2 separate regions of the Homo sapiens genome follow, and region 2 is linked to region 1. A link is an interaction called in ENCODE POLR2A ChIA-PET data of the cell type or tissue named here. Cell type or tissue: CD4-positive, alpha-beta T cell. All regions are shown on one strand. Links, peaks and the distances in the headings refer to the core of each region. The heading gives the core; the rest is flanking DNA. Region 1 overlaps MYO1F (myosin IF). Region 2 overlaps HNRNPM (heterogeneous nuclear ribonucleoprotein M).

Region 1 (10,467 bases), core at 2,877-5,376:
CTAATTTTTTTCTATTTTTTTAGTAGAGATGGGGTTTCACCGTGTTAGCAAGGATGGTCTCGATCTCCTGACCTCGTGATCTGCCCGCCTCAGCCTCCCAAAGTGCTGGGATTATAGGCGTGAGCCACCACACCTGGCCAATAGTGATTGTTTCTAAGGTACAGTCACAGGGCCAGGAACAATGGCTCATGCCTGTAATCCCAACAGTTTGGAAGACGGAGGTGGGAGGATCACTTGAGGCCAGATGTTCGAGACCAGCCTGGGAGACATGGCAATACCCCATCTCTACAAAGCATTTAAAAGTTAGCCAGGCATGGTGGCATGGACCTGTAGTACCAGCTAATTGGGAAGCTGAGGTGGGAAGATCACTTGAGCCCAGGAGTTCCAGGCTGCAGTGAGCTGTGATGGCCCCACTGCACTCCAGCCTGAGCAACAGAGACAGACTCTGTTTCTAAACAAATAAATAAGATACAGCCACAAAGCAGGGAGACCAGTGAAGTGGCTGCTGGGTCCAGAATCAGTGGCCATGAGGATGGACAGGAAAGGCTGGGAGTCAAAAGGAATTTAGGAGAAAGAATCAGTTAAGACCACTAACTGGGCACGGGCACAGTGGCTCACACCTGTAATCCCAGCACTTTAGGAGGCCGAGGCAGGTGGATCACTTGAGGTCAGGTGTTCGAGACCAGTCTGGCCACCATGGTGAAACCCCATCTCTACTAAAAATACAAAAATTAGCCAAGCGGGGTGGCATGTGCCTGTAATCCCAGCTACTCAGGAGGCTGAGGCAGCAGAATCGCTTGAACCCGAGAGGCAGAGGTTGCAGTGAGCTGAGATCGCACCACTACACTCCAGCTTGGGCAACAGAGCGAGACTCTGTCTCAGAGGGGAAAAAAAAATGCCCATAATTGATTGGATGCAAAGAGTGAACGTAACAATGAATCAGAGACAGGCAGGTTTCTGTCTTGGGGGTTGGGGACCACATCCCAGAGGATCTTCCCCAAAAAGCAGGAGGGACAAGACCAGGGTTCCCCAGCTCCAGCTTCTGCGTGGAGATGTTTGAGACGGTAGCCACCGACTGTCAGCAATCTCCAGCGACGAGACAAAGAGCCCAGCTCCAGAAAGACAAGGGTCCCCACGTATAAAGGCCAGGCGCGGTGGCTTACGCCTGTAATCCCAATACTTTAGGAGGCCGAGGCGTGCGGATCACGAAGTCAGGAGATCGAGACCATCCTGGCTAACACAGTGAAACCCCGTCTCTAAAAATACAGGGGCTGGGCGCGGTGGCTTACACCTATAATCCCAGCACTTTGGGAGGCCGAGGCGGGCAGATCATGAGGTCAGGAGATCGAGACCATCCTGGCTAACATGGTGAAACCCCGTCTCTACTAAAAATACAAAAAATTACCCAGGCGTGGTGGCGGGTGCCTGTAGTCCCAGCTACTTGGGAGGCTGAGGCAGAAGAATGGCGTGAACTCGGGAGGCAGAGCTTGCAGTGAGCCGAGATGGCGCCACTGCACTCCAGCCTGGGTGAGAGAGCAAGACTCCGTCTCAAAACAATAAAAATACAAAAATACAAAAAAAAAATTAGCCGGGCGCGGTGGCGGGCGCCTGTAGTCCCAGCTACTCGGGAGGCTGAGGCAGGAGAATCGCTTGAACCCAGGAGGTGGAGGTTGCAGTGAGCCGAGATCATGCCACTGCACTCCAGCCTGGGCAACAGAGTGAGATTCCATCTAAAAAAAAAAAAGAGAGAGAGAGAGAAAAGAAAAGAAACAGAGTCCAGTCCCCCTGCTCCCCTGAGGGATGGAGCCTTTGGAGGTGAGAATGTTGTTTGCACAGTGCATGGACGCAGGGTGTGGCCCCAGAGCCCCACTGAGCTGGGGGCAAGGCTCCAGGGCCACCCTCAGGCACCAGGGCAGGGTCTGGGAGCTGAGAGCTGGCTCCAGAAGCAGCTACGGAGGCTTAGCTCTCCTCCCGGCAACCACAGCTCGCAGGACCTGGGTGAGGAAGGAAGTGGCTGTTTGTTTGCTGTCTTCAATCTAGAGCTCTTGCTCATCACGCCCAGAAAAAGCAGACAGCCTGGAGCCCATGGGGTGAGTTGCAAAAGCTCCCTCCTCCAGCCCTTCCTCCTGGCCAGCTCATGGCCACCATTGATGGGGACAGTGAGGAACGCTAGCATTTACACTGGACAACCTTTGCTTCGTTGAATCTGCAGAGCAGCCTGTGAGATTTGCACCCCTCGATGTTCCCATTTTCCGAATGAGGAAACTGAGGCAGAGAGGTTAGGTGAGCTGCCCAATCTAAAATGAAAGAGGATTTTGACTCAGTGACTCCCAAGGCCACACTATTAACAGCCATCTTGGCCGGGCACAGCGGCTTGCACCTGTAATTCCAGCGCTTTGGGAGGCCAAGGCAAGAGGATCAGCAGTCCAGGAGTTTGAGACCAGCCTAAGCAACATAGTTAGACTTTGTCTCTATTTAAAAAAAAAAAAATGTGGTTGGGTGCGGTGGCTCATCCCAGTGCCCGTCATTCCAGCACTTTGGGAGGTCAAGGCGGGCAGATCACTTGGGGTCAGGAGTTCAAGACCAGCCTGGCCAACGTGGTGAAACCCTGTCTCTACTAAAAACACAAAAATTAGCCAGGTGTGGTGGCGTGCACCTGTAATCCCAGCTACTCAGGAGGCTAAGGCAGGAGAATTGCTTGAACCTGGGAGGCAGAGGTTGAGCCAAGGTCATGCCACTGCACTCACAGACTGAGCAACAAGAGCGAGACTCCATCTCAAATAAAAAAAAAAATGTGGCTGGGTGCAGTGGCTCACGCCTATAATCCCAGCACTTTGGGAGGCCGAGATGAGTGGATTGCCTGAGGTCAGGAGTTCGAGACCAGCCTGGCCAACATGATGAAACCTGGTCTCTACTAAAAATACAAAAATTAGCCAGGCGTTGTGCACGCCTGTAATCCCAGCTACTTGGGAGGCTGAGGCAGGAGAATCACTTGAACCTGGGAGGCAGAGGTTGCAGTAAGCCTAGATCATGCCGCTGCACTCCAGCCTGAACAACAGAGCAAGACTCCATCTCAAAAAAAAAAAAATGTATTAGCCAGGCGTGGTAGTATGCACCTGTGGTCCCAGCTACTCAGGAGGCTGAGGCAGGAGGATTCGCTTGAGCCTGGGAGGTCAAGGCTGCAGTGATATCAAACCACTGCCTTCCAACCTGGGCAACAGAACAAGACTCTGTCCAAAAAAAATAACAGGCACCTTGACCACAGCCTCCTGTCCTCCTAAGCAATGAGAGGCCAGCAGGACTATGTGCTGACCCCACATGGCCTGGGCTGTCTATCCCTCCAGGACCATGACCCTCCATTCCAAACAGACTAGAATCCTGGTGTCCACCACACACCCAAGGCCTCTCTGGCTGATGTCTCTTGCAGCCACCACTGATGCTGCCTGGAAAGTTCATGTTGCAAGACGTGCCTTCTACAGGAAGCCCTCTCACCTCTCCACAGTACTTTCCAGCCATGGTCTCCTCTGGGCAACTGAGACACCACTTGGGGAACACCGAGCCCCCCAAGGGCAGGTTCTGGGCCTGGTCCACCTAAGCCTGGTCTCCACCTACCTCCATGCACAGTAGGGGCCCAGGAAGTGTGTTCCCTCCATGGCACACATCCCCCAGCCCCATAGGCACCATCACCTTCACCACAAACAGCCCCTCCCTGGTGTGATACCAGGAAGGTTGTCCCCGCCTGCCCTAGTTCTGCCTTCAGCCTTGGGGTAGAGAGACCTCTCTGAAGAGCTGAAGGAAGAAGCTACCCGTCCTTCCTACCCCACCCACCTCAAGCCCCTGACTGCCTTTCACAAGAGCTCCAGCAGGTTGAGTCATATTCAGCTTGTGGTCAACTGTGACCACAAGCTCTTCGTTGCATCCCCACCCCCAAGGAAGAGACTTACAAACAAACAGTTTTGACTTGACCCATGGAGACTTGGAGGCCACAGAATGAGAGAGATATCTGGGAGACAGGGCAGGGGGCAGTCTCATCCCAATAGGACTTCATTCATTCATTCATTCATTCAACAAGTATGTATTGACCAGGCTTTCTGTCCAACACTGATGCCTTAAATCCTCTCAAGGTCACAGATGACATTTCCTGAGGCATCTCGGCGCATTTTTTCTCTTTGTTCGCTCCTGTACTTGTTTCAGAGACCCCACACAAGGGTCATTATGGAATCCATTTGGTTATTTGTTGTTGTTGAGATGGAGTCTCGCTCTGTTGCCCAGGCTGGAGTGCAATGACGTAATCTTGGCTCACTGCAACCTCCACCTCCTAGGTTCAAGCAATTCCCCTGCCTCAGCCTCCCGGATAGCTAAGACTACAGACACCCGCCACCACGCCGGGCTAATTTTTGTATTTTTAGTAGAGATGAGGTTTCACCATGTTGGCCAGGCTGGTCTTGAACTCCTGACCTCAAGTGATCTGCCTGCCTCGCCTCCAAAAGTGCTGGGATTACAGGCGTGAGCCACCATGCGCGGCCAAATCCACTTGCAAAGAGGAGAAACTGAGGCTTGGAGAAGAGAAGTGACCTCCCCAGAGTCACACAGTCAGTCAACTGTCAAGCCAGGCTTTGACCCCAATCCATCACATGCCAAAATTCTCGACTATCCTCCCCACACGATATTCACTTGAGCAAAACCCTCTCTCCCTTCGATGCAAACAGCCTGTGATTAATTTTTTTTTTTTTTTTTTTTTTTGAGACGGAGTCTCACTCTTTCACCCAGGCCGGACTGCAGTGGCACCATCTCAGCTCACTGCAAGCTCCGCCTCCCAGGTTCACGCCATTCTCCTGCCTCAGCCTCCCGAGGAGCTGGGACTACGGGCGCCCGCCACCGCACCTGGCTAATTTTTTGTAGTTTTAGTAGAGACGGGGTTTCACCGTGTTAGCCAGGATAGTCTCGATCTCCTGACCTCGTGATCCACCCACCTCGGCCTCCCAAAGTGCTGGGATCACAGGTGTGAGCCACCGTGCCCGGCCCAGCCTGTGATTTTACAGGTGGCTGGAGCATGGAGTGTCTGAGGGCCTCTAGTGCCTGGGGCAGGATAGAGAGGGAGAGAATGGTCAGAGAAGAGGGCCACTCTGCCAGATGAGGAAAGAGGGGAAGGGCAGGAAGAGGAACCAAGTCGTCAGAGCCGGGAGAGCCAGGAGGGCTGATGGGCCTAGCCAGACACAGCTGACCCCAGTGAGGGGAAGTGGCCTGGGGTCTTAGTTCAGCCTGAGTGGCCTGGCAGGCTGAAGCCTGCACTGGCCCCCAAAGGGGAAATTGTAGACATGACCCATCTTCTCCCCAACCCATCCTCATCTGACCTCAGCAGCAACCCCGGCGATCTCTGATACAGACCAGCCTGGGGAAGGACAGCTTCGTGGGTCCTCCCCAAGGTCCTCTCTGCACTGCTGTGTGTCCTTGAAGAGGACACTTAACCTCTCTGTGCTGTAGTTTTCTCTTCTATAAAATGGACCCAGGATGGGTGCGGTGGCTCACGCCTATAATCCCAGCACTTTGCGAGGCCGAGGTGGGAGGATCACCTGAGGTTGGGAGTTCGAGATGAGCGTGCCCAACGCGGTAAAACCTTGTCTCTACTAAAAATACAAAAATCAGCCAGGCGCCTGTAATCCCAGCTACTCAAGAGGCTGAGGCAGGAGAATCGCTTGAACCCAGGAGGTGGAGGTTGCAGTGAGCTGAGATCGTGCCACTGCACTCCAGCCTGGGTGCAACAGAGCAAGACTTTGTCTCAAAAAAAAATAGACCCAGTGGGCCGGGCACGGTGGCTCATGCCTGTAATTTCAGCACTTTGGGAGGCCGAGGCAGGTGGATCACAAGGTCAGGAGTTCAAGACCAGCCTGGCCAAGATGGTGAAACCCCCATCTCTACTAAAAATACAAAAATTAGCAGGCTTGGTGGTGGGTGCCTATAATCCCAGCTACTCGAGAGGATGAGGCAGAGAATTGGAATTGCTTGAACCTGGGAGACGGAGGTTGCAGTAAGCCAAAGTCGTACCACTGCATTCCAGCCTGGGCGACAGAGCAAGACTCAATCTCAAAAAAAAAAAAAAAAAAAAATTGGACCCAGTGATAGGACTAACCTCAGCCAGCGTGTGTTGAAAGGATAAGATGAAGTAATTCACATAAAAAGCTTAGACCAGGCTTGGCCTGGTGGCTTACGCCTGTAATCCTAGCACTTTCATAGGCTGAAGCAAGAGGATTACTTGAAATTCAGGAGTTCAAGACCAGCCTAGGCAACATAGCGAGACTCTATCTCTGTTTGTAAACATATATTATTTAATATATATATTAAAATAAATAAAGGCCAGTTATGGTGGCTCATGCTTGTAATCCCAGCACTTTGGGAGGCTGAGGCGGGTGGATCACTTGAGGTCAGGAGTTCGAAACCAGCTTGGCCAACATGGTGAAACCCCATCTCTACAAAAAATACAAATATTACCTGGGCATGGTGGCATGCACCTGTAATCCCAGCTACTTGGGAAACTGAGGCAGGAGAATCGCTTGAGCCAGGGAGGCAGAGGTTGCAGTGAGCCAAGATCATGCCACTGCACTCCAGCCAGGGCGAAAGAGCAACACTCTGTTTCAAAAATAAATAAATTAATTAAATTAAATAAATAAAAATAAAATTTTTTTTAAAAAGCATAGACCAGGCCGGGCGCGGTGGCTCACGCCTGTAATCCCAGCACTTTGGGAGGCCGAGGCGGGTGGATCATGAGATCAGGAGCTCGAGACCATCCTGGCTAACACGGTGAAAGCCCATCTCTACTAAAAATACAAAAAATTAGCTGGGCATGGCCGTGGGAGCCTGTAGTCCCAGCTACATGGGAGGCTGAGGCAGGAGAATGGCGTGAACCCGGGAGGCAGAGCTTGCAGTGAGCCGAGATCATGCCACTGCACTCCAGCCTGGGCGAGAAAGCAAGACTCCATCTCAAAAAAAAAAAAAAAAAAAAAAAAGACATAGACTGGAGCCTGGTACACAGAATAAGTGCTAGTTTGGTGTTTGGGTTTTTTTTCTGGGTCTTCGTCTGTCATCCAGGCTGGAGTGCTGCCACAATCACAGCTCACTGTAACTCCGAACTCCTGGGCTCAAGTGATCCTCTTGCCTCAGCCTCCTGAGTGGCTGGGACTACAGGCGCATACCACCATGCCTGGCTAATTTTTATTTATTTTTTATTTTTTATTTTTTTTTGCAGAGATGGGGGTCTCACTATGTTGCCCAGGCTGGTCTCAAACACCTGGCCTCAAGTGATCCTTCCACCTCAGCCTCCCAAAGTGCTGGGATGACAGGTGTGAGCCACCACCCGGCCAGGTGTTAACTGTTGTTGTCATTGTTTTCTATTGTTGTTATTTCCATCCAATCTCCACCCTTAAGCTCTTCAGAGACAAAATGCACTTCCCGTGTCCCCACCCACTGACACAGCTGTGCCTGTCCCCAGCCTCTCCCCAAATACCTGTTTAGAAAAAGAACAGACCCTCACCACTCACGACCCTGCTCCTGCCCCACTAGGCCCATGAATGATGCCACTTTGCCCACAATTATTTATTTTTTAATTTTTATTATTATTATTATTTCGAGACAGAGTTTCGCACTTGTTGCCCAGGCTAGCTTGCAATGGCACAATCTTGGCTCACTACAACCTCTGCCTCCCAGGTTCAAGCTATTCTCCTGCCTCAGCCTCCCGAGTAGCTGGGATTACAGGCGCTCGCCACCACACCTGGCTAATGTTGTACTTTTAGTGGAGACGGGGTTTCCCCACGTTGGTCAGGCTGGTCTCAAACTCCCAACCTCAGTTGATCTGCCCGAGTCAACCTCCCAAAGTGCTGGGATTACAGGCGTGAGCTACTGCACCCAACCTGCCCACAATTTTTATTGTCTCTTCTCATCAACCATCTGGTCTCCCCATCTTGAAAATGAAATGAGCCAGGCGTGGTGGCTCACGCCTGTACTCCCAGCACTTTGGGAGGCTGAGGTGGGTGGATCACTTGAACTTGAGGTCAGGAGTTACAGACCAGCCTGGCCAACATGGTGAAATCCCTGTCTCTGGCCGGACACAGTGGCTCATGCCTGTAATCCCAGCACAGTGGGAGGCTGAGGTGGGCGGATCACCTGAGGTTGGGAGTTCGAGATGAGCGTGTCCAACGTGGTGAAATCCTGTCTCTACTAAAAACACAAAAATCAGCCTGGCTTGGTGGCAGGCGCCTGTAATTCCAGTTACTTGGGAGGCTGAGGCAGGAGAATCACTTGAACCCGGGAGGCGGAGGTTGCAGTGAGCCGAAATCATACCACTGCACTCCAGCCTGGGTGACAGAGCGAGACTCTGTCTCAAAACAACAACAAAAAAAAAACAGGAAACACGGGCTCCCCTGACCCCACTTCTCCCCCACAGCCTCTCTCCCTCTTCCCCTTCTCAGCCAGATCCTCATTCCTGTCTATACCTCCTAGCCTCCCAATCCTGCTTCTGACCCTGGGGCCCCTCTTAGTCTCCAGTGAGCTCAGACGCTCTTCAGGGTTGAGTCGATGGCTCCTAACCCACCCTCGTCCCATCTGGGCCTCCCCTGCCTGGTCCGGGTTTTGCCTCTGACTTCCCTGGCAGTTCCTACTCAGCCAGTCTGTGGTGGGTGTCAACTTCAACCCCTCCATGCCACTGCTCCCCAGGATTCTGTCATCTCCTGACGCACCCCAGGGACTCTCAGTGCATCCCAGTCAGCACCTCCTTCTTTTTTTGTTGTTTTCAAGACAGGGTTTCACTCCTGTCGCCCAGGCTGAAGTGCAATGGCATGATCTTGGCTCACTGCAACCTCTGCCTCCTGGGTTCAAGCGATTCTCCTGCCTCAGCCTCCCAAGTAGCTGGGATTACAGGCGCCTGACACCACGCCTGGCTAATTTTTGTATTTTTAGTAGAGACGGGGTTTCACCATGTTGGCCAGGCTGGTCTCGAACTCCTGACCTCAAGTGATCCATCCACCTTGGCCTCCCAAAGTGCTGGGATTATAGGCATGAGCCGCCATGCCCGGCCAGCACCCACTTCTTATAAAAACACCTAATTAGGCCTCCTTTAAATCCCGACATTAACCTCAGACAATGGACACACTCAACTCCCATAGTTTCAAAAAGAATCAATGTGATTGCCTGTAATGAAGACCTTACAATAAAATGTGTGTCCAAATATGAGAGTGCTAGGGTCAGGCCAAAGCGCAGTGGCTCATGCCTATAATCTCAGCACTTTGAGAAGCCAAGGCGGGTGGATCACCTGAGGCTAGGAGTTTGAGACCAGCCTGGCCAACATAGAAAAACCCTGTCTCAAGCCAGGCGCGGTGGCTCACCCCTGTAATCCCAGCACTTTGGGAGGCTGAGGCAGGGGGATCGCCTGAGGTCAGGAGTTCCAGACCAGCCTGACCAACATAGTGAAAGCCCATCTCTACTAAAAATACAAAAAAAATTAGCTGGGCGTGTTGATGGGCTCCTGTAACCCCAGCTACTAGGGAGGCTGAGGCAGGAAAATCGCTTGAACCCGGGAGGCGAAGGTTGCAGTGAGCTGAGATCACATCATTGCACTCCAGCCCAGATAACAAGAGAGACACTCCATCTCAAAAAAAAAAGAAAGAAAGAAAGAAAAAGAAAAATCCTGTCTCTACTAAAATTACAAAACGTTAGCTGGGCGTGGTGGTGCACGCCTATAATCCCAGGTACTCAGGAGGCTGAGGCATGAGAATCGCTTGAATCCGGGAAGCAGAGGTTGCAGTGAGCTGAGATCTCACCACTGCACTCCAGCCTGGGCGATAGAGCAAGACTGTGTCTCAAAAAAAAAAAAAAAAAAAAAGTGGCCAAGCACAGTGGCTCATGCCTATAATCCCAGCATTTTGGGAGGCCGAGGCGGGTGGATCACCTGAGGTCAGGAGTTCAAGACCAGCCTGACCAACATGGTGAAACCCCATCCATACTAAAAATACAAAAAATTAGCCAGGCATGGTGGCAGGTGCCTGTAGTCCCAGCTACTCGGGAGGCTGAGACAGGACAATCACTTGGACCCGGGAGGCAGAGGTTACAGTGAGCTGCGATCAAACCACTGCACTCCAGCCTGGGCGACAGAGTGAGACTCGGTATCAAAACAAAAAAAGGAAAGAAGGAAAGAAGGTGCTAAGGTCAGCGGTCCAAGAAGGCCCAGGAGAGCCACCAGGTGCTCCCACCTGTAAACAAGTATGACAGTCCCACCTACAGGTCATTTTTAACGCCACCACCGGCATGACTTTCAACGAAGTGAGTTTCCAAAATGTTTAACTTGGCCAGGCACCATGGCTCATGCCTGTAATCCTGGCACTCTGGGAGACTGAGGCAGGAGGATTGCTTGAGCCCAGGAGTTAGAGACCAGCCTGGGCAACATAGGGAGACCCCATCTGTAAAAAAAAAATTTAAGTA
Region 2 (10,467 bases), core at 1,180-3,679, 82 kb after region 1:
GCTTCACTGGGGGAAGGGGTGGGGCCTATACCCAATTCTGACAGAGCCCAGGTATCAATCAGATTTGGCCTGAGCCTCTGGCAGGACTGAACACGCATGGAAGGTGGCACACAGTTTGGTCTGTTTCAGCAGGAAAAAAAAAAAGCCAGAGAACAAGCCTGACTCAGGCAGGGCCTGTGCCCCAGGGCGTTAACTTCACAACAGGGAGACAGGATGGCTTTCGGGGGGCTTTTTTTTTTTTTTTTTTGAGACGGAGTCTTGCTCTGTTGCCCAGGCTGGAGTGCAGTGGCGCGATCTCACTCACTGCAACCTCCGCCTCCTGGGTTCGAGTGATTCTCCTGCCTCAGCCTCCTGAGTAGCTGGGACTACAGCCATGAACCACCGCGCCTGGCCTCAGAAGGCTCTAAACAGCCAAACGCTCCATTGTAAGCCGGGGGATTACAGCCCACAGGAAGGCAGTTTCCAGGGAAGAGTCTCCCCCCATCTGTGGGCAGGCACCCACCCCTGGGGCCTCAGACAAGCAAGAGAGGGGATGAGATCCCTGCTGCTTGGACTGGAAGCTCGAGTGACCCCAGCTCCCCACACCTCGCGTGGTTGCCCACACAGCACACACAAGCAGGCCGTTTTCAGGAACCGGTATTTATTATCAAAGTCATATTCGATGTCAACAAGATGCCACAACTACAAAAAAAATTGCGCACATTGCAATCTCAATGCAAACAGTCAAATGGAACCCCAGTCATTAAAAAAGTAATTCAAATTACCCCAAAAAGCAACTGAATTTTTTAAACATCTTTATACATCCAGCCAACAAATTAAAATGGTTAACAAGAAAAAATACAAATTCAGAGGTCTCGTATCGATGTTTAAAAAAGGCAACTGCTTAAGCGTTTCTATCAATTCGAACGTCAATCTCTCGGCCACTCAGCTTCATGCCATTCATCATCCGGCAGGCTCTCTCGGCCACCTCTGGCGACTCGAACTTAACCACGCCACACCCCTTGGACTTCCCATTCTCCATCTTGATGTCGGCGTACAGCACGTGGCCTAGGACAGGGAGGGAAGAAGAGACGACACTCAGTCCCGATTTTGTTAGATTTTGGTGGACAGAGTCAAAAAGGAGAGGCCCTGAAGCCTAGAGCACAAAGGCTCAGAATACAATGGCGAGAACCAATGACTACGGCCCCCTCAGCCACACTGCCATTCTTCTGCTAACAGAGCCTGCCCCTGCCCCATGAAAAGCCTTCCTGGCGGATTCAATGCACGCCTTTACGCTTCAGGAAGTTCAAAAAAGAAGGCGCAGTGTAAAGCCAGCTTTATAGGCAGAAAGTTCCCATACATTTTACAAAGTCTTCATTTTTGATATGCCACCGCCCCTGGTTACAAAGCCATCCGCAATCCAATGGACACGTCTGTACTGTCCAAATGAAAGCCAGCAGGTTTCACTTATTCATTTGAGCACCCGTTAAGCATCCAGATATGTGTCAACGCCGTGGACAGAGCCCTAGAGGGCAAAGGCTCTACTCCAGGAGTACCAAAGGTGGTAGGGCCACAATGCCAGAGGTGGGAACTCAGTGCCTAAGAGAGGGCCCAGGGCAGGTAGGGTGGAGGGGTCCTCAGGGGCAAGTTCTGAGTGAGCTTACACAGAAATTCACCAGAAAGAAGACTTGCCAGTAATTGGCTCACACGAGAGCATTGCGGGACACGTGCAGCACTTGCCGCTCAGGTTCTGGGACAGGAGGGAGATGGAGGAGGATAGGACCAGGTCTTCAAGGGGCTTGTGAGTCTGGACTTCCTCTTGAAGGCACAGGGCCGCTCCAGGCATTGCAAAAGTGGGGGCTGGGGGCGCTGTGATCCCACTGGCCTTTTCAGAATATCTAGCTACAACATGGGAACTCAGGAGTGGGGAAAGAGGTGAAGAATGGAGCAAAGAGGCAGATCATGACTCAACGGCTTGCCCCAAGAACCATGGAGAAGCAGCAATGGTGGTGAAATCGGAGCCACTGCTGAAACAGGAAGCGGGAGGACAGTGCGGAAGCAGCTGCCCAGACCTCTAGCTCAGGCCCCTCTAGCTAAAAAGAACAGAGGTGGTGCATGCGGGGTGGGGGCTCACCCTGGAGGGCAGGGAAGGAAGACAACTTGCTTTCAGCCACAGACAGAGCCCTCCAGAAGAGTTGCCCGATGTGCCAGGAAACCACAAGACCTTAGCCTCACCCTCACAGGAGCTGCTGTGTGCCCAGAGCCTGCACCGCCTCCCCATGGCACCTGCTGGGCTGTGTTCTCTCCGAGGCCCCACACCAGCTGTGCTGAGGGGAAAGCGACCTCGTCTGGGATGTATTTATTTAGCCTTGCCACCTAGAAGCCAGGTAACCTCAGAAGGAAGACTCTGCCTGACTCATCTGTGAAATGGGGACACTACTACCTTGTTTCAAAGACTCAAAAAGAAAAAAGGAAGTAAGGATGAAATGAGAACACAGCTGAAAAACATGTGACACATCACAGGACACTCAACAACCTGCCTGAGCATTGGCGTGGGCAGAACATGGCAAGGCCATGGGTCCTGAGCCGACGGAGGGGGCTGGGAGGGAGGTTTTGCTGCTGACTCGGCTGCGTCACCAACAAGCACGAGGGAAGCACCTACAAAGCCGTTCCCAACACTTACCGCACTCGTTGAATTTGTCCTTTAGCATCTTCCATGTGAAATCGAATGGCAGCTGAAGGGGAGAAGAAAAGGGAGACTGATGCGTGATTAAACCAAATCCTAAGGCATGCCTTGCAGCTGGCTCTGAGGGCCATGCTAGATTTCTCACTATACCGAGAAGCTGGCTGCCCTTCAGACTGAGGCGATCAGCAGGAAACTAATAGATACATGTGGGACAAGGCTGTGAAGCGGCACAGCCAGCTCCCTCCCTGGGGCTCTGCCTGTGGGAGCACCGTGCAGGATGGGACACTCAGGCCTGCGGTGCGCAGCCCACAGTCACTAAATAGTGGCTAAGGGTGGCTGAGCTGGGGAAAATAATTCCGTTACAGCCACTTCTTTCCCTGGACCATCGTGCAACACATAGTGCCTCTTCAAGCCAACCAATCAGAAACTGGAGTCTCTGAGCTCAGCGTCTGCTCCATATTCTAGCACAGTGGAGAAGCCCAGGCTCTTCCAGAACCCACAGTTCTCACATTCCTTACTTGTCCCACTAGCATAAAACGTTTGGGACAGTGGCAAGGAGGTGTGGTCCCCTTTGAAGGGCGCCACCTCTGACTTCATCCTGCTGATCTTTGCCTCCCCTGTCCCCTCATGCTCACCACCACCAAGAAGTTCCCCAAGAGCCACTTACATTTCTCACAAATATCTGGCAGGCCTTCCTGGCCACCCCAGGAGCATGGCCTCCAGCTCCACCAAAGGAACCTGCGAAGCTTCCTCCGAAGTTGCCACGCTCCATCTCGATGGCACGGTCAAAGCTGGCACCGCCACCGCCACCCATGGCCAGGCCCATGCGCTCAATGCCAGCGCCCAGGGCCGGGCCCATGGCAGGGCCCATGCGCTCGAGGCTGTTGGCACCCATGCGCTCCAGGCCCATGCGCTCGAGGCTGTTGGCGCCCATGCGCTCCAGGCCCATCCGCTCCAGATTGTTGGCGCCCATGCGCTCCAGGCCGGTGGCCATGCGATCCATCACGGGGCCCATGCGCTCCAGGCCAGCTCCCATACCTGCGGGCACCATGCGCTCCATGCTCAGGCCCATGCGCTCGATGGCAGGGCCCATGCGCTCCACGCCAGAGCCCATGCGCTCAATGGTCTGGCCCACACGGTCGATGGGAGCGGCCATGCGCTCAAGGCCGAAGCCCATGCCGGCACCCATGCGCTCCACGCCAGAGCCAATGCGCTCCATGGTCTGGCCCATGCGCTCAATGCTGGAGGCCATGTGGTCGAGGCCCAGCGGGCCCATGCGCTCAATGCCGGAGCCCATGCGCTCCACGGAGCCCATGCGGTCCATGACCAGGCCCATGCGCTCGATCTCGGAGCCCACGCGATCCATGCCGTGGCCCAGGCCCGCGCCCATGCGCTCCATGCCGGCACCCCCGAGGCGGTCAATGCCAGGACCCATCCTCTCGATCCCAGGGACGCTTCCTCCACCTCCACCTGAAACAGGGACACAAAACACAGGTGGGTGTCAAGAACTTGAGTGTGCGTGTGCACAACACGCCAGACCACTTCAGCTCATGGGCATGGATCAGGGGTAAAGGCCCACCATAATTTACCATTAAGACACCCCTCAAATGTTGACAACAGCTACAGCTGTGTGGTGGGCACATGGGGGCCTCCCAGCATTCTCTCTGCTCTATGCCACAGCTGAGATTTCCATAACACAACTTCTAAAGAACACCCCTGTATGTGTGTCTGTGAGGTGCTAGTGTCTGTGACAAGCTTTGTGAACCATGGACGTCAATTCCTGAGACATCTGAGGTTTCTCCATCAGCAGACACTGAGAAATGCTCCAGGGGGAGGCATGGACACCCCCCACTCGGGGGGCCACCCAGGGTAATGAACAGGAGTTATGTGGAGACAAGTCGGAGTCACTCCCACCTTCCCCTCCCAGCCTGTCCCTCTAGGATGCTCTGCTGGGGGCCACTCTGGCTGCATTTCCTCAGCGCTCCCAGGGCACAGAGAAAGGATTTTCGGCCACACCATCAAGCAGAGGTCAAAAAAACACACACCGAGAGATCCTCTGTGTACAAATGCACACAGCTGGCCACTTTTGGGGACCCTATTGTCAGGGAAACCAAATGACTTGCTGGCTTTGGAAAGAAGATGTTGATGGCACTGCAGAGTGGGCTCTGGTAGCGGCTGGGGGTCAGTCAGCAGAACGAAGGGACGCCCCCACCCGTGGTGCTTGCAACTCTGGAAAGCAGGGTCTGGCTCCGTCAGCAAGGCCACCCCTTTCCACATGCCGAGTTTGGGGCTCCTCCCCGAAACCCTGTCGCTTGCCTCTGAGAGTGGCCATCAGCCCAGAGCCAGCCTGTGACCGACCCAAGCAGCCTAGTCAAAGATACCAATTCAAGAGGAAACTGGGCAGTTTCTCTAACTGGCTCTGTAACTGGCCACACCGCGCCTGCTTCTCTAGCTGCACAGCACACAGTGAGCGGCCAAAGCAGGCCCGACTCTAAGAATGTGTGACTTTCAGAGGGGAGACGTCTCAGAACTTCCCCACAGTATAAGGAACCTAGCGAGAATGGGCACTTTGCCCAAAGGCATCAGAAATGAGGTGGGGCAGCTGGGTGTGGTGGCTCATGCCTGTAATCCCAGTACTTTGGGAGGCCAAGGCGGGCGGAACAAGGTCAGGAGTTCGCGACCAGCCTGGCCAACATGGTGAAACCCCATCTCTACTAAAATTGCAAAAATTAGCTGGGTATGGTGGCGTGCGCCCGTAGTCCCAGCTACTTGGGAGGCTGAGGCAGGAGAATCGCTTGAACCCAGGAGACGGAGGTCACAGTGAGCCGAGATCGTGCCACTGCACTCTAGCCTGGGCGACAGAGTGAGACTCCGTCTCTCAAAAAAAAAAAAAAAAAAAGAAATGGGAGGAAATGGTACCAGCGTGGAGCTCCAGAGCCAGCCCAACACAGAAGTCAGGAGGTGAGATGCCAAGATACTCAGAGGGAAAATCAGGCTGAAAAAGTACATTTGGGCCAGGTGTGGTGGCTCACATCTGTCATCCCAGCACTCTGGAGGTATGCAGGTCACTTGAGGCCAGGAGTTTGAGATAAGCCTGGGTAACATGTCAAAATGCCATCTCTACAAAAAAAATCAAAAAATTAGCCAAACCAGGTGGCACACGCCTGTAGTCCCAGCTACTTGGGAGGCTAAAGTGGGAGAATCGCTTAGGCCTGGGAAGTTGAGGCCGCAGTGAGCAGAGACTGCACCACGGCACTCCAGCCTGGGAGACAGAGCGAGACTGTCTCCAAAAATGCTCAAAAAGTACATTTTGTTCTCAGTATCCATAAAGCTGTGTATGAATGAAAGATTCAGAACAAAATGTTTCCGGCAGTCATCACTGGGCGATGGGGTTTCAGACCATACTTTCTTCATATTTTCCTAATGAGTACATTTATCTATTTTACAAGCATTTATTACTTGTTGGGTGGTGTGCTTTCAGTCTTATCATCAAGTCTAAGGAAAATATATTTACTTTTAGGAATTTATAATGTGGAAAACAAAACCCCCAAAAGAGAGGTACTCTAACAATGAAGATGGTCGGCCTGTGCACAGCACGTGCGGAAGCACTCTTTCACATGCATTCACTCTCCACAGCATCCCTGAGGCAGGTACTATTACACCCCCATTTTACAAATGAGTGCTATGAGAAACAGAGAGGTTCAGTGACTTGCCAAACGTCACACAGCTAGAAAAAGGCAGAGCTGCTCCCACCCCGGGCAGTCTGTGTCAGAACCCGCACTTCTCACCACTAAGCTCTACAGTCCCCAGCGATAACAGCCTGTTCTAAAAAAACAAAACATCAAACTAAGCGGTTCCTACCTCCTCCCTGCTTTGCAATGATCTCTCCTCTCTTCAGTGCATTACTTAGGATTTCTAAGGAAATCAGGAAGAAAAAAAAATTAGCCAAATTCCTCTATGGCAATAGAAATGTGCTCATTACAGATTCCAGAGTAGAAATACTACTAATAAAAATGACAAGATAAAGGGAAAGGGGTTTGAGAAACACACGCACAGACAAGATCATTTTACAGAGAACTAGGAGAGTCCTTGATGCTGGGTCACGATGCCAAGACCCCACGTAGCTCCAGAGTCTGAGGCCCAGCGTGCGGGGTCACCTGCGAATGCGCCCAGCAGAGATAGGAGTCATATGCATTCATGAACTGAGAGCCAGAGCAAGAAGAGGGCCATCGGGTCTCGCTCAGCGGCAGTTTTCTAAAGCTGGTCCAGGCTCTCAGGACTGAGGCTTCCTTGCCTCCCCTGAGCTGGAAAGTAAGCCCCCACCCCCACCCCAGCCAACTTCTTGTTCAGAAGACCGCCCAGCATCACCCACTTGGAGCCCACATTTATCCACCCAGAGGCACCTCTCATTATCATAGAGCAAATTAAAGCTGCAGCTCCACGGACAACCTCAACGCTAACAAATGAGCTCTGCGCGGAAATCCTTGAGCATGCCAGCCTTGCCTGAAATGAGCTGGGTGTGCTGTGACTAGGCAACAGATAAGGTTTCAGGAAAATACCTAAATTGCACCCCCCACCAAGTATCCCAAACACAGTGCTGCTGCTCACTTGCCCACGGTGCACCCACACCTCTTTAAGGTTTGTCTGATGCTATCATAGCATTACCTTTCCAAGCTTCTGGTCCATCTTTTGCTATGTAGAAGACACTTGTACCCACCCGCTCTGGTCTCAAAGTATATGCTCAGCAACTTGGACATTAGCCACGAGGCACATTTCGCTTTATGACCACGGCCACAAAGCCATTAAAACCTGTCCCCCGGCCGCGCAGTAGCTCATGCCTGTAATCCCAGCACTTTGGGAGGCCAAGGCGGGTGGATCACCTGAGGTCAGGATCAGCCTGGCCAACATGGTGAAACCCCGTCTCTACTAAAAATTAGCCGGGTATGATGGCAGGTGCCTGTAATCCCAGTTACTCAGGAGGCTGAGGCGGGAGAATCGCTTGAACCCTGGAGGCAGAGGTTGCAGTGAGCCGAGATCGTGCCACTGCACCCCAGCCTGGGCAAGAGTGAGACTCTGTCTCTAAGAAAAAAAAAAAAAAAAAAAAAGACACCAAACAACAACAACAACAAAAGCACCTGCACCCCACACAGCTGCTTCTTATATCCCAACTAACTGCTGTGGGACAAGGTGGGAAAGTTCACCAAGAGACACAGACTTCAGTCTACCAGCAGGTACAGCTCATTCTCCCGGGACGCCTGCGATCCTGCCCGGCATGCCTGAGCCGAGGCTGGCTTTCCAGCACCTAGACCAAGCTTGTCCAACACGTCTTACTTTGCTTTGTTCTGTTTTAGGCTTTTTGGCAGCCTGAAACCATGGTTTTTAAGTTTCTGTCTCTAGTAATAAGTGGAAAAGAGGGATAAGGGGCTTTACTGACCCAAACAGAAACCAACTGAGAACCCATGACTATATTCTCCCGTGCACACCCCTGAACTAGATCAAGCTTCCAACTAACACACCTGCAAGACAGCTGCAAAAGCTTTCAACCAACATGCCACTGATTTGCAGAGAATGGCGGAATTCTCCCATCGGCATTCACAGGCCTCCCCACAGACCACAACTGGAGCCTGTTCTGCCCATGCTCCTCCCCTGCCTCACAGAGACCTGCACCCACCGCCGCCAGCCGCTCTATCTGCGCACACCTGCTGCCTGTGCCAAGCCTGCTGAGCCCCCTAGCAGAGCCAATGCCCTGAGCAGCATCTGGCAACCAACGTCTCCACCAGCGTCCTCACTAGGCCACTTGGATGCACAGACCTCTGGCGATGTCCCAAGCCACCCTTAGTATCGCCTCAGCTACACCTCATCCTTGAAGGCCAAAGACCACAGGCCTATCCAAATTTTTGAAGCAGCAAGTACAGCTGTTTGCACAAAGGAGTGCAAAGATCTACTGCCTAGGCACAGGAAGGGGCACCGAGTAGGAAAGCACTATGGAAAGGAGCACCACAATGGTTCACCTCTCATGGCAAAGGACACGGGAAAGAGGTCAAGAATTGAATCTTGAAAAACCAACCCAACCACTCTGAGAACCTGACGAGATCACCTTACTCATGTAGGTCTGATCACAGCGGCAGGAGGGAATTCCGGGACAGAGATCGCACAGTCCCAATCAGAAAGAAGGTGTAACCGCAGCGGGAGAGGTGGCGCCCTGCCGGTCAGGACAGGAACAGTTTCCTGTGGCCACATGAAGTGACCTCAAAGGCAAGAAGCCCACATCCACCTCTCTGTGCCACTCATGTGCCACTCCAAAAAGCGGAATTAGGCGAGAGGTGCTGCAGAGTGGCAAGAAGCTGAAGGCTCTTAGCAAGAAAAAGTTCCTACAGAAGTAAAGATGCCTTTTTTTTTTTTTTAATTTTGAGACAGAGTCTCACTCTGTCGCCCAGGCTAGAGTGCAGTGGTGTCATCTCGGCTCACTGCAACCTCTACCTCCCAGGTTCAAGCAATTCTGCCTCAGCCACCTGAATAGCTGGGATTACAGCATGCACCACCACGCCCGGCTAAATTTTTTGTGTTTGTAGTAGAGACGGGGTTTCACCATGTTGGCCAGGCTGGTCTCAAACTCCTAACCTTGTAATCCACCTGCCCAGCCACATGCCATCTATTCTTGCCATAGCTATCCACAAATTAGTATTTGCAGGCAAATGACAGTAAGTTTTAATTTTTTTTTTTTTTTTTGAGATGGAGTCTCACTCTGTCACCCAGGCTGGAGTGCAGTGGTTTGACCTCGGCTCACTGCAACCTCCGCCTCCCAAGTAGCTGGGATTACAGGCACCCGCCACCATGCCCGGCTAATTTTTGTATTTTTAGTAGAGACGGGGTTTCACCACATTGGCCAGGCTGGTCTTGAACTCCTAACCTCGTGATTCACCAGCCTCGGCCTCCCAAAGTGCTGGGAATACAGGCATGAGCCACCGCGCCCGGCCAGTAAGTTTTAAAATATTTCTTTGGCCGGGTGCGGTGGCTCATGCCTGTAATCCCAGCACTTTGGGAGGCCGAGGCGTGTGAATCACGAGGTCCCGAGTTCAAGACCAGCCTGGCCAAGATGGTGAAACCCCATCTCTACAAAAATACAAAAAATTAGCCGGACATGGGGGCACGCGCCTGTAATCCCAGCTACTCTGGAGGCTGAGGCAGAGAACAGCTTAAACCTGGAGGGGCAGAGCTTTCAGTGAGCCAAGATTGTGCCACTGCACTCCAGCCTGGGCAATAGAGCGAGACTCTGTCGCAAAAAAAAAAAAAAAAAAAATTTTTTTTTTTTTTTTTAAATACACCGCTGGCCAGGCATAGTGGCTGTTGCCTATAACCCCAGCACCTTGGGAGGCCAAGGCGGGAGGATCACTTGAGCCCAGGAATTTGTAATAAGCCTGGGCAACATACACTCTGTCTCTACAAAAAAATAAATTAGCTGGGCATGGTGGCATGTGCCTGTGTTCCTAGCCACTCAGAGGCAAAGGTAGGAGGATTGCTTCAGCCTGCTACAGTGAGATCATACCCACTGTACTCCAGCCCAGATGACAGGGAGAGACTGTATTAAAAAAGAATCTTGCCCCTCTGATGAGCTGAAGGATGAATCTAATGACCACCTTTCTAGGGCCTTCATAAATTTGAAGAATACAGCTAACATAAAATGGACATCAACAGACCTGGCGTGATGGCTCACACCTGTAATCCTAGCACTTTGGGAGGCAGAGGCAGGTGGATCACTTGAGGTCAGGACTCAAGACCAGCCTGGCCAACACAGTGAAACC

What was found. Peaks named below come from ENCODE experiments on the same cell type or tissue, not always from the same donor. Only the 100,000 strongest peaks of a DNase experiment are listed, where the experiment ranks them.
Region 2: POLR2A ChIA-PET joins it to region 1 with 18 read pairs; 8 of 35 experiments call an interaction of 5 or more read pairs at or near these places.

Annotation. Positions count from the first base shown.
Region 1 is chr19:8,562,699-8,573,165 of GRCh38, reverse strand. All of the region lies in intron 1 of MYO1F (myosin IF), which reads left to right. Among named protein-coding and RNA genes, the nearest start is that of MYO1F, 9.5 kb to the left of the region's middle. RefSeq lists enhancers at 1,773-1,932, 3,928-4,017 and a silencer at 6,075-6,275. In CD4-positive, alpha-beta T cell, for the core only: no CTCF peak of the experiment used is centred there; DNase peaks (open chromatin) are centred at 3,835 and 5,225; H3K4me3 peaks cover 1,320 bases; H3K27ac peaks cover 2,195 bases.
Region 2 is chr19:8,479,271-8,489,737 of GRCh38, reverse strand. HNRNPM (heterogeneous nuclear ribonucleoprotein M) reads right to left here. Exons shown (of 16, transcript NM_005968.5): 13 at 6,527-6,580; 14 at 3,333-4,135; 15 at 2,663-2,714; 16 at 624-1,047. The coding sequence ends at 884. Among named protein-coding and RNA genes, the nearest start is that of PRAM1, 18 kb to the left of the region's middle. RefSeq lists enhancers at 2,129-2,178, 2,469-2,558. In CD4-positive, alpha-beta T cell, for the core only: CTCF peaks have their summits at 2,065 and 2,266; a DNase peak (open chromatin) is centred at 2,257; H3K27ac peaks cover 1,916 bases.